5 separate regions of the Mus musculus genome follow, and regions 2, 3, 4 and 5 are each linked to region 1. The links are chromatin loops, found by intact Hi-C in ENCODE. Cell type or tissue: left cerebral cortex. All regions are shown on one strand.

The links. Peaks named below come from ENCODE experiments on the same cell type or tissue, not always from the same donor. Only the 100,000 strongest peaks of a DNase experiment are listed, where the experiment ranks them.
Region 2: it touches region 1 in a loop (2.7-fold over the local background); 8 of 42 quality-filtered maps call a loop at or near these places.
Region 3: it touches region 1 in a loop (2.6-fold over the local background); 7 of 42 quality-filtered maps call a loop at or near these places.
Region 4: it touches region 1 in a loop (3-fold over the local background); 6 of 42 quality-filtered maps call a loop at or near these places.
Region 5: it touches region 1 in a loop (2.7-fold over the local background); 7 of 42 quality-filtered maps call a loop at or near these places.

Annotation. Positions count from the first base shown.
Region 1 is chr12:81,330,305-81,335,304 of GRCm38, forward strand. It overlaps Slc8a3 (solute carrier family 8 (sodium/calcium exchanger), member 3), which reads right to left and starts at 2,876. Exons shown (of 7, transcript NM_001167920.1): 1 at 2,337-2,876. In left cerebral cortex, no CTCF peak of the experiment used is centred here; DNase peaks (open chromatin) are centred at 1,907, 2,114 and 2,974; H3K4me3 peaks cover 1,986 bases; H3K27ac peaks cover 1,260 bases.
Region 2 is chr12:81,205,971-81,210,970 of GRCm38, forward strand. The region is part of intron 3 of Slc8a3 (solute carrier family 8 (sodium/calcium exchanger), member 3); the gene reads right to left. Among named protein-coding and RNA genes, the nearest start is that of Gm3693, 20 kb to the right of the region's middle. In left cerebral cortex, no CTCF peak of the experiment used is centred here; a DNase peak (open chromatin) is centred at 2,780.
Region 3 is chr12:81,197,301-81,202,300 of GRCm38, forward strand. Slc8a3 (solute carrier family 8 (sodium/calcium exchanger), member 3) reads right to left here. Exons shown (of 7, transcript NM_001167920.1): 6 at 4,943-5,000; 7 at 615-2,567. The coding sequence ends at 2,191. Among named protein-coding and RNA genes, the nearest start is that of Gm3693, 28 kb to the right of the region's middle. In left cerebral cortex, a CTCF peak has its summit at 2,441 (motif pointing right); DNase peaks (open chromatin) are centred at 2,475 and 3,008.
Region 4 is chr12:81,223,117-81,228,116 of GRCm38, forward strand. All of the region lies in intron 2 of Slc8a3 (solute carrier family 8 (sodium/calcium exchanger), member 3), which reads right to left. Among named protein-coding and RNA genes, the nearest start is that of Gm3693, 2.7 kb to the right of the region's middle. In left cerebral cortex, no CTCF peak of the experiment used is centred here; DNase peaks (open chromatin) are centred at 1,992, 3,676 and 4,871; H3K27ac peaks cover 429 bases.
Region 5 is chr12:81,215,991-81,220,990 of GRCm38, forward strand. All of the region lies in intron 2 of Slc8a3 (solute carrier family 8 (sodium/calcium exchanger), member 3), which reads right to left. Among named protein-coding and RNA genes, the nearest start is that of Gm3693, 9.8 kb to the right of the region's middle. In left cerebral cortex, no CTCF peak of the experiment used is centred here; DNase peaks (open chromatin) are centred at 2,229 and 3,551.

The DNA.
Region 1 (5,000 bases):
CAGACAGGCTTTGAATTTATAATCCTCCTGGTGAGATTACAGACATTTGCTGCCAGGCATGGCTTGATTTTACAAACAGAACAAAGCCAACAGCAACAAATCAGAGTTGATTCGAGAAAACTTCTCTCCCTTCTCCTACTGGGAGGAGAAGACATCCCGGGTGGGGAAGATGTAACAAATCCCTCTGATTCCATTAGTTTAACCAAACAGTGTCCAAGTGCCTACTCTATGCTGGCTAGGGACACAAGGATAAGCCTTGGGGATACAGTGTGGATGAAGGCAAACCTTCTTTCTTCTCTTCCTGGAGCTCATTGTCTAGAGCTGCGCTTCTCCTCCCCGACCGACCCCCCCCCCCCCATCGCTCAGTCACATCAGTAAAATTCAGTTCCATTTTAGATCACTTCAAAGTTGTGGGTTCAGATTAAGGATGTAGGAAATAAGGAAATCTAGCCTGGTCAGAGAAGGAATGGAAAGCTTTCTTGGGTAAGGAATGTTAGAGGTGGTGGGGGAAGAACTATAAGTAGTCCATGGAGAGGGCCTTGCATCATGGCCTTCTGGTCTTCAAGTAAAGAAAGAATCTCTACAATCAAGTGTCAGTTATGCAGGCTCTGCTCAGGCTCCTTACACACACACACACACACACACACACACACACACACACACACACACACAAGTACAGTTCATATATTTTAAGAGACTTGTGTGATGTAGTGCAGACCCAGGGTGACCAGTCCCCATCCAGTCACCCAAAGCTCTGGTCATTAACCATCCTCTTTTGCAACACTGCAAGACCTCACTGTAGAGGCAGCTTCCTCTTGAAGTTAGATGAGCAGCCAGAGGCTGCCAGCAGGGTGGGAAGGTGGGGAGAAGGACCCGTTCCGGGAGGTCACCTGCCCCTGGATTAGTGAACCGATCCCCCCCACTTCAGGAAGAGCATGGCAGGGCCACTATATTTGTAAACCCGGGGTAAACAAGAGCACAGCTCAAGTGGATGGGGCACAACAGGTGTGAAAGATTAATCACAGGAGCTGCTGCAAGTCACCAGGTCGCTGGAGGCCTGCAGGCTTCCCTCTGGGTACCCCACCAGAAGACCAATGTGTTCCCATTGTGTATCCACAGCCCTCCCCCTTTGGAAGTTTCTTGACCACCCAGGAGCTGGGCACCTGGTGCCCAGCTGCAGTCTACAGTTCTGATAAATTGCACCCAATTTCAATCTTTCTGCCTGGGAAACCTTAGCACCAAACATTCAGATGCTTGTTTGTTAATTGCCAAAAGAGAAAGAGAAAGAGAGGGAGAGGGTAGGAGGCAAGCAGTGAGTGAGGAAATTTACAGCACTGCATTAAAGGCATTTGTTCTATCCCCTCCCCTTCCCCTTTAAAAATAAAACACAACGAATGAAAAAGAAAAACTACCTCCCTCCCTGAAACCCCTCTAGCAAATCCTATTTATCCTCTGACCCAGTGTGGCTCAGGTCCTCAGGGCAGGTCAGCCAGGGCTTGCAGAAGCAGCCTGGCCTTTAAAAGAGGGCTCCTGCCTGAGAGAGAGAGAGAGAGAGAGAGAGAGAGAGAGAGAGAGAGAGAGAGAGAGAGAGAGTTGAAGAAAGGAGGGGACCTTAGTTATATACTTTTCACAGCTCTCCAGGCAGCCCTGGATTTCTCAGATCACCAGGTAGCTCTTGGCTGGAGAGCCCTCTGGGATTGGAGGGAAGGGGATACAATGGGACTGCAGTTATGGGCAGGCAGCAATGGAGTCCCGAGATTGGGGTACGTGCATGCGTGTGCGCGCATGAGTTCGTGTGTGTGTGTGTGTGTGTGTGTGTGTGTGTGTCACGCGCATGCGCGCGTCCGCCTAGGGAATAACGCGGTCCCCCTCCTAGCCACTCAGCTCCAAGAACTCACACGCCCTGACACCCGCGACACACACACACACACACACACACACACACACACACACACACACGCACCGCCATGAAGCTTCCTCATTGAGCTACCCCGCCACTAAGTCATCAAACCCAAAACAGGACTGTACACACGTTTCCAGTACTATGGCTCACAGGCATCTCTAGCAGCACCCCCAGCACTCTAGCTTAGACACCCTCCCAGATTTTCCCCCACTACACCGCATATACAACATATTTCCCGGGCACCCTCCCCCACTTTTCTGGCACTAAACCCGCCGCAAGGCAGCGCATACGAATGATCTTGAGAAATAACTTATCATGATTCTTCACCAGGGACCCTCTCTCGGGAGAATATCAGGCTTGGGATCTTGGCAGGCGTCCCCTGCCTCTGCGGTCCTCCAGAGCTTGGGGATTGTGGGCTCATCCCATTACTCACCGATTCCCCTCAGCCTCCAGAGCTCGATGGGCAAGTGAGGCGGGCTAGGAAGGTGCACGATGCCCGCGCCGCCCAGCTCCTCACGGGCCGCAGCGGCTCATCGCCCCCGCGGGCTGCGGGCCGGCTGCAGCGGCGTCCAGGGCATGGCAGTCCGCCGCGGCTGCCGCCCGGAGCTGTGGGCTAGCAGCTGTCAGGGGGCTACCAGGCAGCGCATCTGGAGCAGGATCGCTGGGGCCAGGGCGCAGGGAGCGTTGTACAGACCCTCGGCGGCGTCCAGCCAAGGAGCAGAGACTGCCCGAGTGGCCCAAGCAAGGCCCGGAGTCCCGGCCGCGGTCGCCTGGGGATCCCTATGGGAGGGGTGGGACGGAGAGCAGCGCGGCGCGCCCTGGCGGCTCGGAGGGACCCCGGCGGGGGCTGGCTGCCGCGACGCCCGGGCTTTCCCCGGGCTGGGAGCGCGCGGCTCAGCCTTGCCCACTGTCACCACCGGAGACGTCTCGGCCTCGCCGCGCTCAGAGGGGACGAGCGTAGGGGCTGGTTTCTGGGTGAGCCTAGAGCTTTGCCCATTAAGCCTCCGCAAGGAGCCAAATCAAAAAGCCAATCTCCAAGCCTCCAAACTCGACGTCACCCTATCAGCTGGGAGACAGCTACACCGAATGACAAGCCGCGCATATTTAGCCTCGGGAGCGGAGGGGAGTTTTCCACAGCGCTTCTCAGCGGGCCTGGGACACCAAGCACGGACCTAGCATGCAGAGTCCCAGGAGATTGAATGCAGATGCAAGCCCTACCAAGAAGCCACCAACCCAACCGTTGAGCCTGGAGCTTAGAGCATTGGAGCTGGCTGCAGCTGCAAGGAGTCCTGACCTGGATTCCCGGGAGTTGGTAGTCCTGAAGTCCCGGCAGCAGGCAAGAAGCTCGGCACAGGCTTTCCTCTTGTCCTCGGGAGACGCCACCGCCCGCAGTCCCGAAATTAAGTTCCCTCCAAACACATTGTGGTTTTTAAATATAGCAGGGAATGATTACCCAGGCAAGGTCCACCCAGGCCTAGGGGAAGACTCGAGGGGGATGGAGGTTGGCAATGTGTGTGTGTGTGTGGGGGGGGGGGGACAACGACGACTCCTTTTTCTCTCCCATTTATTCCCCCCCCCCCTTTCTTGGTGCAGAACTCACCCTGTCATTTTCTCAACCCAAGTCAAGCAAGAGCTTTGTGAGAGACGCTTGGGTGAGCACTGCTATGTTGGCTTTGGTGATTTTTAAAGCTAAAAATAAAAGGGGGCTGCCTTTCAAATTGCTGCTTACTCTGGGCCTGGAGACCAAGGCAGAGATGGTCCTTTGATGCAGCATCAGAACTAGGGTTTGGGGCTTGGCTCGAGAGTAGTGCACACACAGCCTTAAATCAGATGCCTGTAATTTCTGCTATATTTGTCACGCGTGGTCCTGGTGGCAGGAGGAGTGGGCAGACATGCCTAAGGATGGGATTGCGTGTCCTCAGCATATTGGTGTCATCAGGCAGCTGTGAAATGAGAGTGGAGGCTGGCCTTTTGCATAGACCCCAGTGTAGATGGGACAGAAACTGCTTCTGCTGTCTGAAGCCAAGCATAAGAGGAATCAGACAGTATCCTATCTCCTGAGCAGAGTTAGTGCCAGTGAATTTGGTTGCATTGTTTGATACCATCCTCACAGAAGGCTATGAAATATACACAATTACTCTTCCACTTTTCGGTTGACCTTTGTTGTCTAGAAGTTAAACAGCTGTCCTAAGAGGACATGCAGCAGAGTCAAGGATGGGAAAGGAGGAGACCAAGTAGAGTCCTACTGACAAGCAGCAAAGTGTGATACCACAAAGCATGTACAACCCTCCAGCTCCCTGACACCAACCAGGGAGAAGGACCTCTTTAACAAGGTTTGGTCCAAAGAGCTTGTACCTGCAAGAGGTAGAAAGCACCCGAACTTGGAAGGAAATATACTCTTTGGGTGGGGACCCTCAGTGCAGTGTTCCTTTAGTAAGTCAGAAGGTGATCCTATCCTGAATTTGGGCTCCTTGTGGACTGCTAGGAGCGGTTTCAGATAATTTATGGGCCTTGAATCTTGGTGATTTTAAGAGCTCAGATTCTGGCATTGTAGGATTTCAATGACTTCAAGGCATGTGAAGGTTTCATACCCATCAGGCAGCAGGATTGGCCTTGTGCTTGTCTGCATGGAACAGCAGGACAGAGTCTAAATGGGCTTCAGTCAAGATGAGAGGGACGGATGTGTGCAAACTGGGGTAGGTAACTTTTAGAGATACCTCAGATCTTTTATAAAAGTGAGAGCTGTTGTGACTCAGTGATTTTCCTGGAATATGGCAGTGACTGGGGATGTAAATGAAGAGATGCGTGTGAGGATGTGTGTAGTGGTACTCAGAACAGTGAAAAATTGAAATCACTTAAATTTTTTTCAACAAAATTGGGGAAATAAACCACAGTCAATGATACAATGCTATATAAAATTTTGGTGGTGGGGGGGGGATCCTCCACCCTCCAAGTTGAAATGTTGACTGGCTTGTGCAGACAACCACAGATGCTGTTGAGTTCAAATGTACAAGATGCTGATGCAGCATTCTGGGTCTTGGCGTGGAAAGGTTTCCATTAAAACTTTTTGTGTTAGAATGAGAAGAAAAAAGTAGAA
Region 2 (5,000 bases), 120 kb before region 1:
AAGTCTACATTCTCACATGCAATTAGTTCTTTTATTCAGCTCTTTAATTGCTTTCATTCCACACAGTAAACCTCCCACAGGAGTCCTCTAGTCCTTGGATAATCCCAAGGACAAAATGGGTTGGAGGCCAAGGAAGTCTTTTTTTTTTTTTTTTCCTGAGGCCTAGGAATTAGTGAAGTGTGGGGCAGAGAAACTTGGGTTCTTGTGGCTGCAGTGAAAGCAACTCAGGGGAAGACTATGAAGCACGGATGGGTGTTGCTAAATAGAGAGACTTATTTATATGAAGATTTTTCTCCTTGGAGAAGGGCAGTTGACAGTGGCGCAGGCTCCAGTATCTGAGCCAGTTGTTGGAGTTATTGTTTTCTGCAACCAATGGGAAGGCTATCTGTGACAAGGTCTGGGAGCTGTCCGTGGTGCTGCACCAGCCTAGCGCTGGTGTTTGTTGAAGATCTAGGTCTTTTTTTTGTTGTTAGACTTGTGCTGTGACACATGTGTAATGCATTGTAATTGATATGGACCCCTCCCCTCGTTCCCTATCACCTCTGTCAAGACTCTCTCAACAAGTTTCCATTCCACATTCATACATTTTAGTTAGATTTTGAGACCCTGTGAGTTTAACCTGGGCCGTCTGCAAAATGGTGGGTTTGGAACTATATGCTGGAGAATTGTGGGCTCCCTAATTGTTTACTCAACTGACAGCAATGACCCCCTAGTTCCCAGAACCTATCGTGGTCACTAGGGTTGCAGGTTGGGAGGGTTGTTTTGACTTCCTTTCCCTTCCATGGTTGCCATTGGTGAAAGAGTCATTCTTGTGCAGGCTCATTGTAGATGAGGAAAGTTCATTGAGTTCATGATGAGAATGGCTGTACAGTGTCCATGGGATGGCATTCTCTAGTTCTTCTTCTTGTCCTCTGGCTCTTGCACTCTTCCTGCCCCTCTTCCACAATGTTCTCCAAGCCTTAAGGAGGGGCTCTACATGTCTTGTTTACCATGGGTAACTCACCTTTCACTTATTCTCCATTCCTTTTTATACTTCCAAGTTGGATGTTATCTTCTAGCAGCCTCACCTCACATACTTTAATATGGGTCTCTGGTGAGTTTATTCTGAAGGCAAATCTGGAAGTCTGAATTGATGGGGGTATTTGCAAGGACAGCAGTCCTAGAAATGGAACTGCAAAGCATTGCGGGGAGAAGCCCTTAGAGAAGGCAGAGAAACTCCTTAAAGAATTGGTAGCCTTTTCTTCTTCTCTCTGGCATTGGCATCACACCGTACCGCTTGTCTCAGCAGTGACAGTGTCATTCTGCCCCTCCCTCCTCAGTTCCCTCGTGTCATACTTTACATGTGCCACGAGAAGTTTATACCAATATAATGAGCTCTCCAGTGACACATAAATGTACCTGTCTAACCCCTTGTCTAGCTATCAATCTAGCACTATATCCATCTGGCATATTATTGATTACCTGCTGACCTGTCCACCCCTGTGGTGACAGCCACTTTTTGTATCTAGCCTCCTGCAAAAATCTCTTTGACAAGCAGCCAATCCTCTATGATTAAGTCACCCAGAGCCCCACAGAAGCACTGTTTATATCTGTTAACTGACTCTCTCACACACACCTTTCTATAAACTCTGACTTGCAAGTTATCCTCTCTTTTTTCTAATTTTTGTATAATGGTCATTACTTTAAGTTCAAGTTAAGTTAATTTCTTCAAGTTCCAAACATAAAAGACAAAGGATAATCACTCCTCAGAATTTCCAGTGAGGAGAACAAAGGAGAGGTGATCTTGATATTCAGGCCGACTAAACAAACTCTCAGTTCTAGGAATAGAAAGGGAAAGAGGTGGGGAGGGAGGGAGAATATAAATAAGATGGAAGATTGGACAAATACTGGAAGAACAAAGAGCCTTCCAGGCTAGACAAGGATGGACTGTGAGTGCTCTGAAGACATCCCCACAAAGAAGCAGAGGTGGGGTTAAGTCTCCCACTTTAAGGCCCCTGAACTTGACGAGACAGCCCAGGACAAGTGCATTTACTCTCGTTCACCACCAGGCACTGTTAACCATGTTTCTGTTCTCCCAAGAAGGTTGAAATCAAAACCTGAGCTGTCTGGTAGCTATGAAGCCTAGTGAAGGGCTCCTCAGAGGTCTATCCGCTGAAAGGTAGAGAGCATCCCCTCTGTGTTTTATATTTCTACAGGCATTTGAAAGCATGTTAAAGGTGCAGTGAAACTTAAACCAAATCCAGATATGTGTGTTAGGGAGTGAAGGAGAGAGCTGGAACAAGGGAACCTGAACATATTCATGTGGGGGTAGTATGAGCACAGAGAAAGAAAGAACAGCATCCTGGGGGCAGAGTGCAGAGCATAGAGCTGGAGCTAGCCCTTATCCTCCTGGCATAAAAATAAACAAGAAGACAAAGAGGTTATAGCATCACTTTCACAAAAGGAAAACACTAGGTGCGCTTTTTGCTTATGACTTCAAGGAGGCGAATGATCTTCTACATCTATTGCTTCTTCCTAAACCCAAGGGTTGTCCTGTAGGTAACCTCGAACACCAGTGCACTCTGTAAGATGTTTCTTCTCTCAAATGGCCTCAGTGTGTGTGTGTGTGTGTGTGTGTGTGTGTGTGTGCATGTGTGTGTGTTCAAAGAACAGATGAAATGTAAGATGTTCTTTTAAAACATCTTGAAACTGTCTTGTGGAGCCCATTCCATCTGAATTGAGTACAGTGCTGCCAGACACAAAGGGCTGCCTTCTTTTTTGGTCATGAGGTTGGATGCTGTTCGTGAAGGGCTCCCACTCATGCCAGTCTACTCTCAGAGTATGTCCACGTCCTACACAGGATCTAAATTCTGAATGAGTATCTCTCTCTCTAAAATAAAGTCTCTACATGTCTTTCTTATCCAGAACCCTGTTCCCTCACAGTTTTACTAATTGGAGCATATGTAACTTTAAGGATAAATGATGAATGAATCTAAATCTAGCAATTTAGGTCTCATCTGTGATGAGTTAGCAGGTCTTTAGGAACAATAAAAGTCTCTCTGTATATTTTTAAACAAACTACCTTTCATGTTCTAGGTAGTTACTGGTTGTTTTTTCCCGGGTGTCTGGGGTCAGTCTTTTCGTTTTGAATTCTATGTCAATCCTGTTGGAGATTCTGGTCCTAACTTTTATCCTAACTCACCCAACAATAAGATGCAGATGAACTGAGATGCATGGAAGTCTATGATCTACTGTCCTCTTGGAAGGTTTTCTTTTAACGACTAACTATGCGTTCCCCCACATTCACTGATGAGAATGATGCTCAAGGAGTTATCTACTTCCCCATAATTACATAATTATGTAAGGGGTCTCACAGTCTTGGGAGAATCTGTCAGGTTATCTTGACCCTGAAGTTCCTCTTAAGTAAAATAATGGATATTGATCTTAAACCAAGTAATAGCATTGGCAAGAATAGAAAAGAGGGGAAAGACAGACAGCTCTTACCTGGAGATAACAGGAGCGCTGTTTGCAAGTGGATACCAGAGAAGAGGGAGAAAGAAAAGTAAAGAACATTAAGGACCCATTTGAAAGTGTCCCCTGGCTTTGTGGCTCCTGACAGCAAAAGGAATGCAGTGGGTTTAGAAGGTGAGAGCTCAAGAACACATGCAGACAGCAGCATTTGAGCATGTGCAGCGCTTGAACATGCGCAGCAACAGCAGCAGCAACAGCAGCAGCAAGAGGCGTGAGAAGCTGGAACAGCTGCTGAGCAGTTATAAGAAAGTTAGCACCACACCTTCCCTGAACACATGAGTGCTAAGGATGGAGGCATGAGGATGGGAGGACCAAGTGGATAAAAAGGGTGCTAGGGTGATCACCGTGACTCAGTCTGAAAAGGAGTGAGGACTAGTTATCACAGACACGGTGTGCATCTAGCAATCCTGCCAGAGTAGCTGGCTTGCTGATGACAAGTGAAGCATAGGGCTTGAATGTAAACTCCAGATAGCAATATGCAAGAGTGTAATAGTGTTCACATCTATGATTCCCAGCTCTAGCCTTACAATCGATCATGCTTTGCCTCCTACCACCCATAAGGTTTTCACAATCACAAATGGTATCTTAGATACCATTATGGCCAGGCTTTTGACTTTTCCCTAAAAGAATGATATAAGGAAAAAGATGCATCCTTCATCAGACTGTTGTCCCTGAATGATTTGTAATATCTTGGACTTCAGAAACATGGACTCCTCCTACTTTGTTGCACCTGTCTCCTCTTGTCCCTGTAGTTAGTAATGCTTAATAAAGCCTTGTTGTTTACTATCTTGAAAGTTGGTAGTGTTTTTGTTCAAAATGGTAGGTGAACTGTAGAACAGAGGGACAGTCAGACCAAGACTTGTATAAGGACAGGAAACAATCAAAAAACACACACAACACAGGATATCTCTAGCTTATTTTTGTTTGTGCCAAACTCTCTTGTCTCTATGGTAACCTGACAGGTTCTTCCCATGATTGAGAGACTCATTACATGAAATAAGAGCTTTGCTTATGCTAAACTCTCTTGGACTTCAAAATCCACCAGTTAAAAAGAAATTCTCATGATTTTTCACAGCACATTTTCATCCTGATTGTATGTGTAATTGTACACCCCTCACTCCTTGGCACTTGTCAGGTCTGGCAACATCTTGCTACATACTCCTGGTAGAGACTGACAAGGAAGAAGAGTCTGCTTATATATGTGGGGATATCTCTAAACTTTTTTTCTAGTAACCTCAAGGAATGCAACACATGCCTGAGACCCTCCATATGTGTAGACAACTGCACATTCATAGCCACTGAAGATATGTGTGGACTCAGAATCTACATGGTGTGTAAGTAGGTGAGCAACAGTCAATTTTTCTTAGTTGTTTCCATTTAGACTGTGAAGGTAGTTAAATGGCCAGTGGGTATTCTCATTACATCGACAAAGATAGCAAGGGAGGTAGTAGTTCATTCTGTTCCTTCTATGGATCAGCAGGAAGAGCACT
Region 3 (5,000 bases), 130 kb before region 1:
GCAGACAGGGAAGGTAGTCTTGGTTCCTCAGGTCCCCCGATCTGAGTTCCACAAACCCCTCCCCCACCAGGCATCCCAGTGCACGCCCCTCTCTGTTTCGAGAACCATTTTCATTGGTTCCTATTTCCTAGAACCCAAAACACTGTGTTAAAAGAAATTTTACTTCATCTTCTCCACTGTGACCTTCTTATGGTCAAGGACTAAGTCTTCATTGTGTCACCAGAATGTAACTGAACACATGGGAGGTGCACACAGTAGGAGTTTTGAGTGAGTCCTGAGCAAACAGACATGACTCTGAGTCTCTGTGTAAGGAGCCCTGGCTAAGTATGTCTTTCTAGTCAGTCTTTCCCTGCCCTTCCCTTCTTGTACAAAACGTTTCCTTGCTGCTATCTACACAACCCACATGACCTACGTCCTCCTGCTTCCTGAAGTCTGGCTGTGACAGATATCATTTCCATGAACTTTTTTTGTTTAAAAAAAATACTATGTCTAGCATATTAGTCCTTGTGTGTGATAGGAGACAATACCTTCAGTTCAATTGCATCTGCCTCAGCAGATACCCAAGGTGGCCCCTGGACCACTCATTGAAGAAACACAGGGGGAAAGCAGGCTGTGTGTAGAGACATATAAGTAGACCTTTTATTTTATTTTTATTATTTTTTTTTGAACCAACCCAACATTTCCACCGGCAACTGTCAACACAGCTTAGGACACGAGCATTGTTTTATTTTTTATTTTCTTTTTAAAAAATCTGTTTAAAATTAAACAGGTGTCGTTTTAATTTTGTCTTTCTCTCTTAGAAAATGTATTTATGTCAATGCAGAAAGCCTCAAGACCCGTGGGCAGTTTTGTAGTGTGTGTGTGTGTGTGTGTGTGTGTGTGTGTGTGTGTGTGTGTGATTTAAAGCCAGGTCTTTTCAAAACACACAGGGGAAAGGTCTGGGAGGTGGGGTGTCAGCGTGTCAGTTCTTGTTTTCTAGAAGCCTGGATTCTTTGGCAATGTGGTGACTTGGATCCCTTGGGGGCAGGGCATAAGAAATGCCCCACAGTCTGGGAAGAGGGAGCTTTATGCGGTTTAAAAACAAGCAGGAACATGGGGGAAATGAAGGATTCCGGTCCCCATCCAATGAACATGCTTTCAAAAGTGGCCTGAAGGCCAGGAGAGGGGGAAGGAAGCCCCTGTTCTCTTACAAGCCTCCAAATTCATTTCAAGCCACCTCTTCAGCCCTCGGAGTATGGCACATCAGCCAGGGAGGGGTGGTGACGCTGCCATGCCCCCAATCACTGACACTTTAAGAGACCCTTAGAGACACACTCCCTTAGAGACCTCCCCAGTTGAAGACCCTCTTCTCCCCCACCTCAGACACAAACTCAGAAACATTGGAGAGGTGTTCCCCGTGTGTCCCCGGGTGCCCTTGGTCAGCCTGGAACACTCTTATCTCTGCTCTGAAGTCTCTTTGTGGGAGGGCACACACACACACAGGTGCAGCACAGAGACGTAGAATGGCTTCCACTGAGAAGAAGGTGATTCCTCTGTGGTTTGGCTTTGATGTCAATGCACGAAGAATGAAGCTCCTCCTATGCCCTGAGTTGGAGCCAAGAGATGGCAGCGGCCTGATGAGAGTGGGAGGGTGTCTGTCACTCAGATTTGGAATTCCTTCAGGGTCCTTTGTCACTAACTTCAGGAAGAGAAGACAAGACAATAACCTGGTAGGAGAATGAAAATGACTACAATGACGACCAGGTGAAGAGAGCATCCCAAGGCAGCCATTGTCCAGATGGCTCCTTCTCATACCCTGACAGCTGAGTGAGGGAGTCTTGATGCATCTTGCTGGAGACAGGGCAGATCCTGCCCCTTGTGGGGAACTAGAGTCAAAGGAATAGTTGGGTGGTGGGATAGAAGGGGACGCTCAGGGCTGTGAGTGGCAGGATGGGGAGAGGTGGATTTTTTGCTGTTGTTGGTTTGTTTTTAATTAAATACTTTGGACAGTGGATGCCTTCTCCAGTTTATTGGATTGGTTAAGTTTTGCCCTTTCTGTGCAGTGCCAGGGCCAAGGTCAGGTGAAGTTCCTGGGGCTCGGGTCCCGATGTGTCTGCTCCAGGGATGAGTAACCTGGGAAGGTTGGTGAGGATGCGTCCTTCTCTCAGGAGAAGTCCCAGGTCTGCCCTGTGGCGGTCTTGTTCCGGCGGTTCAGAACCCCTTGATGTAGCAGTAGGCCTCCAGCGTGGCAAATAGTATGTAGAGGAGCCATAGGCTCACAAAGAGCCATGTCGTGGCAAGCTTGCAGCCACGAGGACCTCCGAGCTCCCCGCCCAGATGGGGCCGCCGACGATACAAGAGCACACTGAGGCAGACAAATGCAAAGATGGTGAAAAGAGTGACCGAGAAGGCCAGAGTGCCAGCGGACACATGGAACTCCTGTCCCTGCATGGCCCAGTAGATGGCGGCCACGGACCAGGCCAAACCAATACCCAGGAAGACATTGACGGCATTACTGCCTGTGACGTTGCCAATGGAAGCATCTGCATACACGTCCTGCAGGGCAGCGGCTTTGCTGGCAAATGTATCTGGAAAAGGACAGAGACAAATGGGAGCTGTGGGAGGATGGGCTGAGCGGGGCCTTATGAGCATCCTTTATAGGCAGCTTGGCAGCATGGGCAAAGGGACCACTTCCAGCTCTGCTACTCTTGAGCTGTGTGGCCTTGAGTGCATCCAATATGGGTCAGGGTTTCCTAGTCCTCATCTGTAGGTATCTGAAGCTTTCTACGAGCTATTCCCATCCCAATATTTACCTATCAGGCATATCGTTCCCCACTGACTCTGTTTTTAGCAAAGAAATAATTCATAACATCTACCCAAGGAACTTTCACATCCCTGGAAGCAGGTTGCCACTGTCATGTGGGTCATGCACTCACGTAACCTCGACGGCGACTGAACGATGCCCATGTGCTCAGGAAAATAAGGGCTAAGGCATCTACAGAAGGTCCTTAAGTTAGCTAAAGACTTGACTCTAGAATTCCTGTGGAAGAATCCTTTTCATAGTATCCTCCCACAGCCAAAGAGTTTCATCAAGAGCCATGCAATCAGAGATATGAACCATAGCATATTCTTCTGAAAGCCCCGGTGTCGTCATGTGCTTTCTGGACCAATTTTTGGGTCTTGGAAATACCTTAAACTATGCCCCTATGCAGTATATCCTGATATCTCACTGTTGCCAAGTTTCCTGGATCTCCCAGGGAAAGTGTCTTGGTCTATCTTAACTATAATTTTTCAGGTTGGCTCTTATCTATCCCTGGTTATTTTCCCCATATGTCTTTCCCCCTCACATCTGCCCCTTTCCCTCTGATGGCTGAGGCATGTCAAGGCCTGGGGAGCAGTGAGCACAGGGCATCTCACCTGCAAGGCTCCTGGCACCATTTGATTTCTTAACAGCAGACTCACTTCTATAATAGCCAGATTTCTGACATCACTAATTCATAAAGCAGTTCTCTCAGCCCCCCAGTCTGAGCTGGGATTTTAGAAGAAAGATTTCCTGAAATGTGCTGTGGGTATAGTGTGATGATTCATTTAGAGTATTAACTTGGTTAGATGGGGATTGGTCGAATGGTATCTGTGGGTGTGTCTGTGATGAAGTTTCCAGAGATTATTAGATCCTAAGGGCTATGAGTCAAGGAATGGACACATTCACTAATGAAGTCATAATTCAGTGACATTATTAGGAGGCACTGAAAGGCAAGAGGGACCTAGTTGGGGCAGGTATCTCACTGGGGAACATTTCTTGGGGGATAATAGCTTGCCTTGGGCCTTTTACCACATTCTTTGTTTCTTGTCAAGCAAGATATGAATTGCTTTTCTCCATCGTATCCTTCCATGACATGTTGTGCTGACACCCCAAAACTGTGAATAAAATGGATTCTTCCGTCTTTAAGTTTTTCTCTTGGGATTTCTGTCATAGCCACACTGAAGAACTTAATACTTAGAATTGACCTCTGGAAGGGTATCCTTCTTTGTTACGGTGACGGATGCCCCAGATTCACCCTGGAGACCTTTGCCTGGTGAGATTTAGTACAAATACTTGAAGCTAGCAAAAGGTCAGAGTTCAAATGCCGTAGAAACCCAGATTGAGTTAAGTAGGGAGCCTGGCCTAATACCTGCTACTTAGTATTTGTCATTCAGGCATGGTTTCCATAGGACCTGCCCTGACTCAGCTTAACTCAAGGTTTCCTGTTTGACACCTTTACTTCATAGGAATTATTAAGATGGATTTTAATTAGTTGGGTCTAGTCTCCTTTGCTAGATTTTTTTTTTTAGCTAAGGGCTGAGGAGGAAACATGTCTGCCTTGACTCACATAATAGATCTGCAACCAGCACAACACCGTACCAGGCATCTTGAGAGCTCAGTCAACATTAGTCTACTAAACGAATTAATGAATAGTTACTGCGGTTTGCCTTTGGATGCTTAGAAGAAGATAAACAGCATGGAATTCCTCACACTAAAGGACAAATCCCACTAAGGTTCTCATGCCAGTTCTGATAGGAGACGCTTTGACTTCAAAGGTGACCACAGGAGCAAGGGAGGCCAACAAGGATTGTAGGTATCTTTATGGGGACATCTGTGAGCAGGCTAATCTTTAAACTCTCATAGGCTGCCGAAGGCAAATGGAAGGGCGTTATTCTATTTATTTAATTACATTGCGTGTATCTTATTAATATAACATGAAGGCTAAGAAATCGGGCCACTCACTTGGTTAGGTACCATATACTTGGTAGGCCTCAGTTTCCCCTGTCTAGTAAGGCTTGGATGAGCAGGGCAGGGATTGGCCATGTGAATTGTTTGTGACCCACAGGGCCTGCTGTTTCTGATCTGAGATTAGGCAGAGTGTAGGGGTCATTTAAATGAGGGGACATCCTCCCTGCAAACTTAAGCACTCCTCACTCTCACCTGGCACAGAGGTGCCGAATGCCACAAAAACAACAGCTGTGACCGAATCCTTGAGCCC
Region 4 (5,000 bases), 110 kb before region 1:
CTATATGTGTGTATGCCTATGCTGGTGTTTGTACATGAGCATGTCTCTCTGTGTGCATGTGTGTCTGTACATGCATATTCATGTGTGTGCATGTATATGCATGTGTGTGTGTGCATGTTGTGTTTGTGTTGAGCATGTTTCTCTGTCTGCCTGTCTTTCTCTCTCTCTCTCTCTCTCTCTCTCTCTCTCTCTCTCTCTCTCTCTCTGTATGTTTTATACAAGGCTTCTTGCTCACCCTCTGGGACTGTCTTCCCAGTCTGATTGCCTGCCTATCCACCAGAGCTCCCATCTCCACTGGCTCTTCATCTTTTCTCCCTTCCCTCTGCAAGGGCCCAGCTCCCATGCATTGACCAAAGCATTCTGTAGGCCCAGTCTCCAGTGTGCTCCCTGTTGTGCTCAATAGAGAGAGGACAGCTAGGGGTTGGGATGGATAGAGAGGATGGTGAGGATATGGCCTTTGAATTGTGCTCTAGACAGATGGATGCTAGTTCTCTGTCGCCCTAGCACCTGCCTTCCTGCCCTCCTCAGGCGGTGGGAGTTGCATTCCTCAGCATGGTCCCTTCTGCTGGCACCTCCTCTTGGTAACATCATCCCCCTCAAATCTCTGTCACCTCAGGCCCGGACTCTCACAGCAGTCAAACTCACTTTTGGCTCCCATGCTTCAAGCTCGGTTACAGTACATCCTCTCGTCAGCCAGGGGCTTTCTGTGGCTTTTAAGGGAAAATCTTTAGTATCTGTGTGTTGTTGAACTGCTGACCAAAGATTTAAAGGCAGCTCCAAAAATAAGACCTCCTTTGGAACCTAGAATCATTGTTCAGAATGAGTTTTGAGAGATCTGAGGACTGCCGTACTAGAGAGCGCAAAGTGATGATGGTGTCTGTATCAAGGTTGACCCTAAGAATAAAGAGTCCTTAATTTAAACCTAAGAGAGAGGAAAGTCCTCATGTGCCACTTTTTTTTTTTACTTAGGTTCCAGGAAACAGATCCTGCTGCACTTAGGATTCGATTGAACGTGAATGAGGGTGAAGAAATGGCAGGCATTAAGTGTGCTGTGTGCTGCTCCTCCAGATGTGCGAGTTCTAGTCTCGGCTCCCATAGCAGGCACAGCTGTCTGTACCTCAGCTCGAGTCATCCATCTGATACCTGCTTCAGGCCTCTGAGGTTAGCTGCAGACCTGTAGCATATTCTCTCTCTCTCTCTCACACACACACACACACACACACACACACACACACACAAATAAAAACAAATCCTTTTTTTAAAAAAAGAGACCGAGACAGAGACTGTATGATCTAGCTGAGAAACTGACACAACACAAATATTTGGAAGGCTTGAGAAATCACAGCATGCAGGGCTCCATTCCCAGAGTGCCCGGTACCACAGCTCTGCCCCAGCTTGGAGGATGTGCACTGTGGACACAGGCCCAGGTGCTGCATGGCTGCTGAGCGAGCCTGCACAGTTCACCTGGCTTGTTTCACAAAATGTGTTCTGCCAGTCTCCCTCTGCACACTCAGCCCTAGGATACCTACCTGCCGTCTCTTACCCCAAATGCATAAACCCAATTCTTACCTCAGGACATTTGTACTAACCGTTTCCTTTCTCTGGACTGTCATTCCCCAGAGAGTCTCATGACTAGGTTTTCAAGACCATGTCTCAGCTTATATGTTAATTCTCTGTCTTCTCAGCTCTAACCTCCAGCAACTTTCCGCACCATCGTCTTATCTCGCCTTCATCCTATTAGCCTTCTTACCTGGTTCCCTCACCAGAACACAAGTGCCATTAAAAGCAGAAACCCTGCCTGCCTCACTCACCAGCACTGGCACACACTCTGGCCCATGGGCAGTTGATATATATTGAATGGATGATTTGTGAATAGTCGTAAGTGGTGGAGCCAGAAGCTGAGCCCAGGATGTAAGAGCACAGAGCCCACACTTAGTACTTAGCATAAGATTACCATGAGGATGCAGAGAGCCCTTGGCTGCCTCTTTCACTCCATCCCTGCACACACTACTCCATTGAGAAGCCCCGTTACAGAGCTACCATTATGAAAAGATGGCTTTAATACTTCCCCCATCTCTTCCCCAACAGTCTAGACCTCTTTCCCCAACCTTCAAAACATGTTTAAAAAGAGTTGCCTTGTCTACAGCCTTCACTGTTGCCACTTTAATTATTTACTGGCGATGGCTCTATGTCTCAGCCTTTCCCCACTGCTCTGTCTTGTGCCTGATGCCATGGAAATAAAGATTCTCTCCATCATTCAGTAGTGAAGAACTCCAGCTTCACGGTCAGAGCCATCTGTATACAGTACTTACAAATGTTAGCCTCTAGGCTAATTTGTGAAGCTTTCTGTAGGCCTCGTTTTCCTCATCTGAGGGAGGGAACAGTTTGTAAGGCCCACTCACAGGGTCATCAAAAAGACCAAAGGAGATAATGTGAGGAAAGCTTATAGCGAGGGACCAGCAAAGAATAAGTAGTCAGAAATGACATTACATTTGATGATGTTCTGTTTAAGCTATAACTCATGTAATTCTTTCGCTGGTCCCCAGTATGGACTCATAAAAGGGTATAACATACCTGATTGTCTAATAAGTAGGGCCAAGCAGGGTACTTTCTCAACTCCACGGATGGACTGATGAAGAATCACAGATTGTCTCACTGCCATACAGCTGTCTGTCAGCCTCCCCTATTATAACGAAAGGGGATAGACCTTTTCCTTCACCCATAGCTCCAGTGTCACAGGATAACCTTCCCTACCAGCCAGCTCTGCTCTCTCTTCTCAGCTGATTGCAGAAGCGACCCAACTGCATATTCACACCCCACTAGGGATCCACAGGCTTAAGGCTCCTGCTTTATCTCCATAATGGAAGGGAGTCCAAGAGATCAATTTGTATTCCTGCCCCCCCCCACCCCTCTCTGGCTCTGATAGGCAAAGTTCCCCAAGAGTGATCAGGGCTTGTTGACCCCATCCACCCAAGACTCTGATCTGGTGGTGCCATTTCCAGGTTCTCAAATCCCTTTGCTTCCCTGGCCTCACTTCTGTGAATCCTCCTGGGCTCTATCCTGGGTGAGGCACTGTGAGAGTCTGTTCCCCTTTTAGAGGCCGGCCGTTCCTTCCTCCCATTTCCACAGCCTCAATCTGTCCACTGTGTGCAGAAGGTTTGCAACCAATACTCCCTTTAAGCAGGGCATTTACATATTCATTTCCTATTGGAAGAAATAAAATGAGCTTGGGGAAAGCCTGGATTTACGGAGAGGCCAGATTCAACTGACAGGAGGCAGCCCAGGGGGTGGGTTGGGGGGAGGGGTGCATGTTTGTGTATACTACACATCTGGGGGCTGCTGCCTTCTCGGATGACATTATAGGCATGAAACCGATGGACTCATTCACCTGAGACAGGAGGAGGTGACATTTTGAGGTGATAAAAGAAAACGCAATGATTGTGACAATAATATAATACATTTTCAAAGGTACATCTGCTCGGAGGGCTCTTAATCAAGGATTTCAAAGCACTTTCCCTCAATCTTGCCCATTCATCTTTCCACCATCCCTGGGAAACAGCCGGCAGGTAGGTAGCAGAGCACTATAAATAGACTACTGTATCATTATCTGTGATGTGAGCACTGTGTATTTAGACAGCATTTTCTCTGAAGCACTCAAGAGCTCCACACACATGATATTATCTAATTCGAACTCATTCATACAGTGTCCCCCACATTTGCTGCCTTCCAGGCAGTTTGGAAAGCTCCCAAGCTACAGAAACTCACATTTTCTATGCCAACTCTCTTCCTTCCTTTAAAAGGTCACAGGCAGAGGCACTTCTCAGAGCTACTCTTGCTAACCTGAAGCAGCCAACACTACAGCTTACTCACCTATTCTAGGTATTGGGGGGGGGGCACAAACACCCTCATACGCTAACTCAGTTTTATAATAATGATATCAAGGGATGGGGTGGGGGTGGGAATTCCTTTCCTTCCTGCCAGATCTCAGGTGAGTCTACCTTTCTAGTTTTAGTGACACCTCCCTTATGTGGCTGTCAGATGCACTTCATGATCTTAAAAGAGACAGGGTAGGAGATGGACTGGAGCATGCGCCAACCATATGAGCTCATGACTGAGGCCACACTCCTAGGGGAATCTCTGCTTACCTTGAAAGTGCACATCACCTCTCTACCTCTATGTTGGATTTCTTCCACTCATAAGAGCTTCTGGACTTTCCTTCCACTGATGCCATTGGGCGAGTGATGTTCTGGTATGTACTAACACTACTTGTCCCCAGTTATACAGAAGTGACCAATTAATGCAGTTGTCACCTTCTCTGTCATTTCTAGTGTTCTAAAATCTGTGAGGACGAGCACTGTTTGTTTGGTTAATTGCCTCTATCTGCCGAGGTGAGAGCATATGTCAGATGCTTGGTAAAGGTGTATGTGGCATGAGGGAGGGAGGGAGGGAGGGAGGGAGGGAGGGAGGGAGGGAGGGAGGGAGCCAGCGGCTGAATGACGGAAAGACCACAGCAAGCATCTTCTGGGTTATGGTTTCACTCTTTCACACAGGTCTGAACGGGGAATGCTGCTGTTATATTTCCTGGAGACTACAGCCTCACTGTTGTCTCTCTCAGCCATTGGGGACAAACAGCAGCAGCTGAATAGAAATCATGGAGTTTATTTGGCTTCCTCCAATAATTTAGTTGCACTCAGGACTCAAGTTGCTCTTGGGATCTGCTTCAAAAGCCCAACAGAATCTCCACCTGAATCTGTCTCTATAGTAGAGGGAAAGTGAGTGAAGTCTGAATAGTGAAAACTTCAGCTAACGTCACCTCTATTGCTGGCAGATGTGCGATCCTGGCATTGAGCCTAACCTCTCGGAGCTTCTGTCTCTTCAGCAATAATGTGAGGATAACTTCTACATTGGGTAGTTGTGGGAGTTAAATGGGGAAACACAGGCAATGGGCTCAGCGACCAGCTGCCCCTTCCCCTATCCTGCCCCTAGATCCCCACCCCTAC
Region 5 (5,000 bases), 110 kb before region 1:
GGCATACTAGGCCATTCAAATGGAAAGCACAGCTCTGTCCATTCTGAGACATCTCCTGGGCTTGCGGAGAAAGCTTGCCCTGAGGTCAGAATTCTCTCTCTGCTGCTCCATCTGCCTTCACATCTAGCTTCCCTTAACAGGGGGATTGGAGTAAGGCAAGGAGGTCTTTGATGGAGACCTTTACTTTAAGATCAGTCAATGTCAAGGAGAGAAATAACCTTTGATTGTAGAGATGTGGCAGATAAGATGGCTCCTATGGGTTCCTTGTGGGAGTGAGATGAGTTATGACCAAATATATTGCTTCTCAACCTCCTGGGACAGAAACTCAGCCTTGTGGATAACTGTACTTTGGAAAATGTGCTGAGAGTTTGTTCCCTGTGATTCCTCCTATCTGTAAACAAACCTTGCCTCCAAACTACATCATGGAGAACTTTACTTATCAAACTCTCAGAGTTCTCTCTCTCTCTCTCTCTCTCTCTCTCTCTCTCTCTCTCTCTCTCCCACCCATATTCATTTTGCCACCCCAGAATAATGGCCGTTGGGTCTTGAGGACCTCTCTATGGATACCATGTGACAGGTTGGCAGGTGTTAGGACAGAGAGAGGAGAAGTGAAAAGAACAAGAGAGGAAGAAACAGGAATGTAGAAGTCAGGAGAAGGAGGAGGAAACATAGGCGAGAGGAAGACAGGAAGAAGATTGTTACTGTTAGTGTGGAGGACAGGGTACTACACCTTTCTGAACACTCATATCCACCATGCGGGGGCCCATCATCTCAATGACGTAATTCTTGTTTTTCTCATACGCCTTATCATCAATTACCTTGATGTGAATTGTTTTGCTGTGGATGGAAAAATAAAGTTTCATAAGCAAGGGCAAGGCAGCTGGAGAAGAAACAGGGAAGAAAAGAGAAAGAGACCGAGAAGGGTTCAAATTGGCCCTAGTTCCACAAGTGCATGGAGGAAGGTGGCTGCCCTGGCCCTCCTCCAGCTTCAGTGAGTCCTTTTGAATTTCATGGGGCTGCGTGTTATAACTATACTTGAAGACTAGAGGTAGCTCAGGCTTTATAGACAAAGGTTCCGAGTTTTAATCCCAGAGATGCTCTGTGATCTTGGACAAATATACAAACAAGACAAACAATGTTTCGATAGTATCAAGGGTTATATAGCACCTCCTTTATCCATTAGGGATAATTTTCAAGACCCCAGTGAACATATGACATCACAGATAGTACCAAACCTTATAATGCTGTCTGTGCATACATATGATAAAGTTTAGTTTAGACATGAGACACAATACAAGATAACAACTAGTTATAAAATAGAAGAATTATAACAGTGCCAGTTTGGCATGGGGGTACACACACTTGTAACCCAAGTACTCTGGAGCCTAAGGAAGAAGGTTGGTGTGAGTTTAGGGCTAGCATGGACCACACAGTAAGTTTGAGGACAGCCTGGACTACAAAACCAATACCCTATCTCAAAAGACTAAACTAAACAAAAACCACTCACACTCACTATAATAAAAGCTGTTTATAATTTATTACTTCTGGAGTTTCCCTTTTAGTATTTTCAGACAATAGTTTCATAGGCAATAGAGACTGTCTGGTTCCCACACTTAAAACTTAAAGCCATTAATGTCTATACATTGTAACTATTAGTGAGTTTCACTGTGACATTTTCAGAAATATCTTACCAGCATCCAGCTCTCACTGCCCCGTCTCATCTGCTTCTCTCCCTGCTCCCCATAATTCCCCACAGTTCCCTGTGATCCTTCTGGAGACTGATGCAAGGCTACTATGCACATAAGAAGATTGCCCCGGTAGGTCTTCTCATAAGGCTTATTCTCCATCTCTTTGCTTTTGGAACAAGGAAGAACTTTTTTTTTTTAACTTCTAGAACCAGCAGATGATGACTGAAAGTGCTTATTTTATAAAAAGAACAGAAAGGAAGGGACAAATAGGCCTGTGGGAATCGTGCCCAGAATAGTAGACTCTTGCCCTTTTGTGTGGTGGTAGGGATCACAGGGAGCCACGAGAACTGCTCTGTTTGCGTCACACATAGTCTAATTTGTGGTGATGGAGGAGATGCTGTCTACAGACAAGATGCTGCAGTGTGTGAACGTGAGAGGAGGGTTCAGAACTCTGGGGCCGTTTGAGTCGGGATCAGCGTTCAAGTTCTACATCAATCCTTTGGCCAATTTCAAGCTGTTTCCCACATTGCTTTGTGTATGAGAAAGTGTTATTCTGTAGAACAAATGTGTAGGTGACTGTTTTTGTGTCACCTACCCACCCGCCCTGCTGCTTCTCCTTTCTTCAGTTGCTTTAAAAAGAGAGGTAAGCCCGTGCCTCGAAGCTGTCCCTTCTGATGGGACATTGCAGGACCAGAAACCCTCTCTGCACATTTTGTCTTCCCTGGTGAATGCCATTGTGTTGTGGAACAGCCTCTCTCTGCAGCATAGGAATGCAGAGCTCTGCAGGACCCTGGTCTGCTCCCATCCACGCGCCCTCCCAGCCTTGGTGTTCACAGAGGAGACAGTGGCCCTCTGATCTACTCTTTATTCCTTTTAAATGAGGCATGGCCATCTTTATAGTCTAACTTGGCACAGGCTCTTTGTTCCCTGAAGCCTCCCCAACTCAGCCTTTCCAGTCTGCCCATGTGTCTCTGGTTCTTCTACTAACCTCACTTACTGGGTCCATCCCTCCTGAAGTGAGCATAACAGCTGTTAATCCTGCCCTGGACCATGCCACTAATTGCTTATGAAATGACACTTTTAACTTTGATGGCCTTTATACCCGCTTCAGTTCATTAAAGCCTGGGTAGCTGTCATGGGAAACAATGTCTCTGCAGCCCGTGAAAGTCACAGCACTATGGCTTTCCTTCTTCTAGGGACTGATAGCCTGGGTTAAAAAAAAATCTCTCCTCTATTCTTTCCCTCTGGGTAGCCTTGGGCAACCTGATAAAGCTCAAGCTCTAACATCTTTCAAGTGTAAAGTCTCAAGTGCAAAATGGCACAATAGTATCTACTTTGTAGTGTCTCCCAAATAATGTGGAAGCACACGGAGGGAGGTGTGTTCTCTACTGAGGGCTTTAAAAAATGGAATTATTATTATTAAGTATAGCACCAATCCCAGTTTGAGAGTCACATGTAAAGGCATCTTTTTTATCTCCAGTCATTAAGCCAGCAAATAAGGGGAAATCAACAAATAGTGCTTTCTGCAAATAGAAGTCAGGTCAAGAAAGGGCTGGAAAAACCAGAATAATAGATCCCCAAATGGGTTATTACTGGGGCTTGGCGTGCTAGGAGGGGTATAGAGAGTCTCACAGTCTCTCAAAATCTGGTCTCTGCCGTTATCCATGAGAAGCTCTGGACTGTTATACCATGTGGATCAAGTCATTTTGATTTCTAGTCAGCAGATAAACAGGAAAAGAGACACTGTGGACATCGTAGTAGAAGACAGGAGAAAGGAAGGCAGGTGTTGAGTCACAGCAGGAGGAGATGAGGCTAGCTGGCTGGAAGCGCCAGCTGGAGGGTAGGGTGAGGGAAGGAGGCAGTGTTCCCCCTCTGAGCTCATTGGTGGGAAAGACATCTGTGTCCACTGAATGCATTACCTTGCCTGGAGGCTGGAGAAACCCTTACAGCTTCCTAAAACTGACACAGTTTTCATTTCTGTCCCTCACACAAGTGAGACCACAAGGACATTAGCTCGGAGTCATCAGCTGGGCCTCGAGTTCTTTCCAAACTTGTTCCCTGAGTTTCAGCTGTAGCATAATCATCTACCAGTTGGCTCAGACTCTGAACCCGGAACCATCGCTCTCCTGCACTGATGCTTTCCTTCCTTCCTTCCTTCCTTCCTTCATCCTCTCCACCCGACTCTGGCTCCAAATACCTTGACCATCAGCCTTCACTCTGCAACCAAGATCAGGACACCAGGGCTTCTCTCTTGGACAGCTGCAGCCTCCAAAGAGACTTTCCTGTCCTTGGCCCTACTTCAGTCTCTCTCTCTCTCTCTCTCTCTCTCTCTCTCTCTCTCTCTCTCTCTCTCTCTGTCTCTCTCTCTCTCTCTCTTTCTCCTGTTACAACCAGAGTGGGAGATTAAAAAGGCAGTGTAGCCAGAGGTGGTGGCACAGACTTGCAATCCAAACACTCCAGAGACTGAAGGATTGTAAGTTGGTAGGGTTGAGACCAGACTGGCCTACAGAATTCCAGCTTAACCTTGATTGCCCAGTGAGACCCCTAACTCAAGTGAAGTCCAGATCCTGTCATGGCCTCTGCAGTTGTAACAAGCAAAATCCAGTGTCCCAGAGGAACTTCTCCATCCGATCCAGCGGGGCCGAGCTTCAGACCTTGCTCATCATAAGGCCCCCTTTCACTGCTCCTGAACACCATACTCTTTCCACTTTCAGACTGGGTTGTTTCTCACTCAGGGTAAGCTCCCTCATGTTCCTTGTCTGGGATGCTCTTGACCTAGATCTGGACTTATTCTCATATGTTGGGTTTTCTTGCCCACCTTACCTCCCTGGAGAAGCCTTCCATAGCCACCGTAGCCCCTAGAAGCCTCCTCCCACCATGGATTGCAGTCTGTTCCATCTCACCGCTCCATTTGTTCATGGCTTGAAGTTATCTTGTTGCTTACTGTTTCCAGTCTGTCCGTCCCCACCTGAGTATAAACTCTGTGAGAGAAGGGACTGAGCCTATCTTATTTGAAGTATGTCCCTGGCACATGCCCAGCCACAAGAGACCCTCAGAAAGACCTTGTAGAGTCTTTAGCAACCAGTACACTGGTTGCTAAACCACCTGGGGGCTCACATCATTCTGCTATAAAGACATGTAACAAAGGACAAAACAAAACAAAAGAAAACAAAAAAACCAAGACAAAACCTCTGAAGGTCACTGTGGTTGGATACTCAAAACCTCTGAGGGACACAAAGTCTGAGAGGCCAATACCACCCATCCTACCCCCTCAACTGGCTTAACCTACTCCATTCATCCATTCTGGGGAAA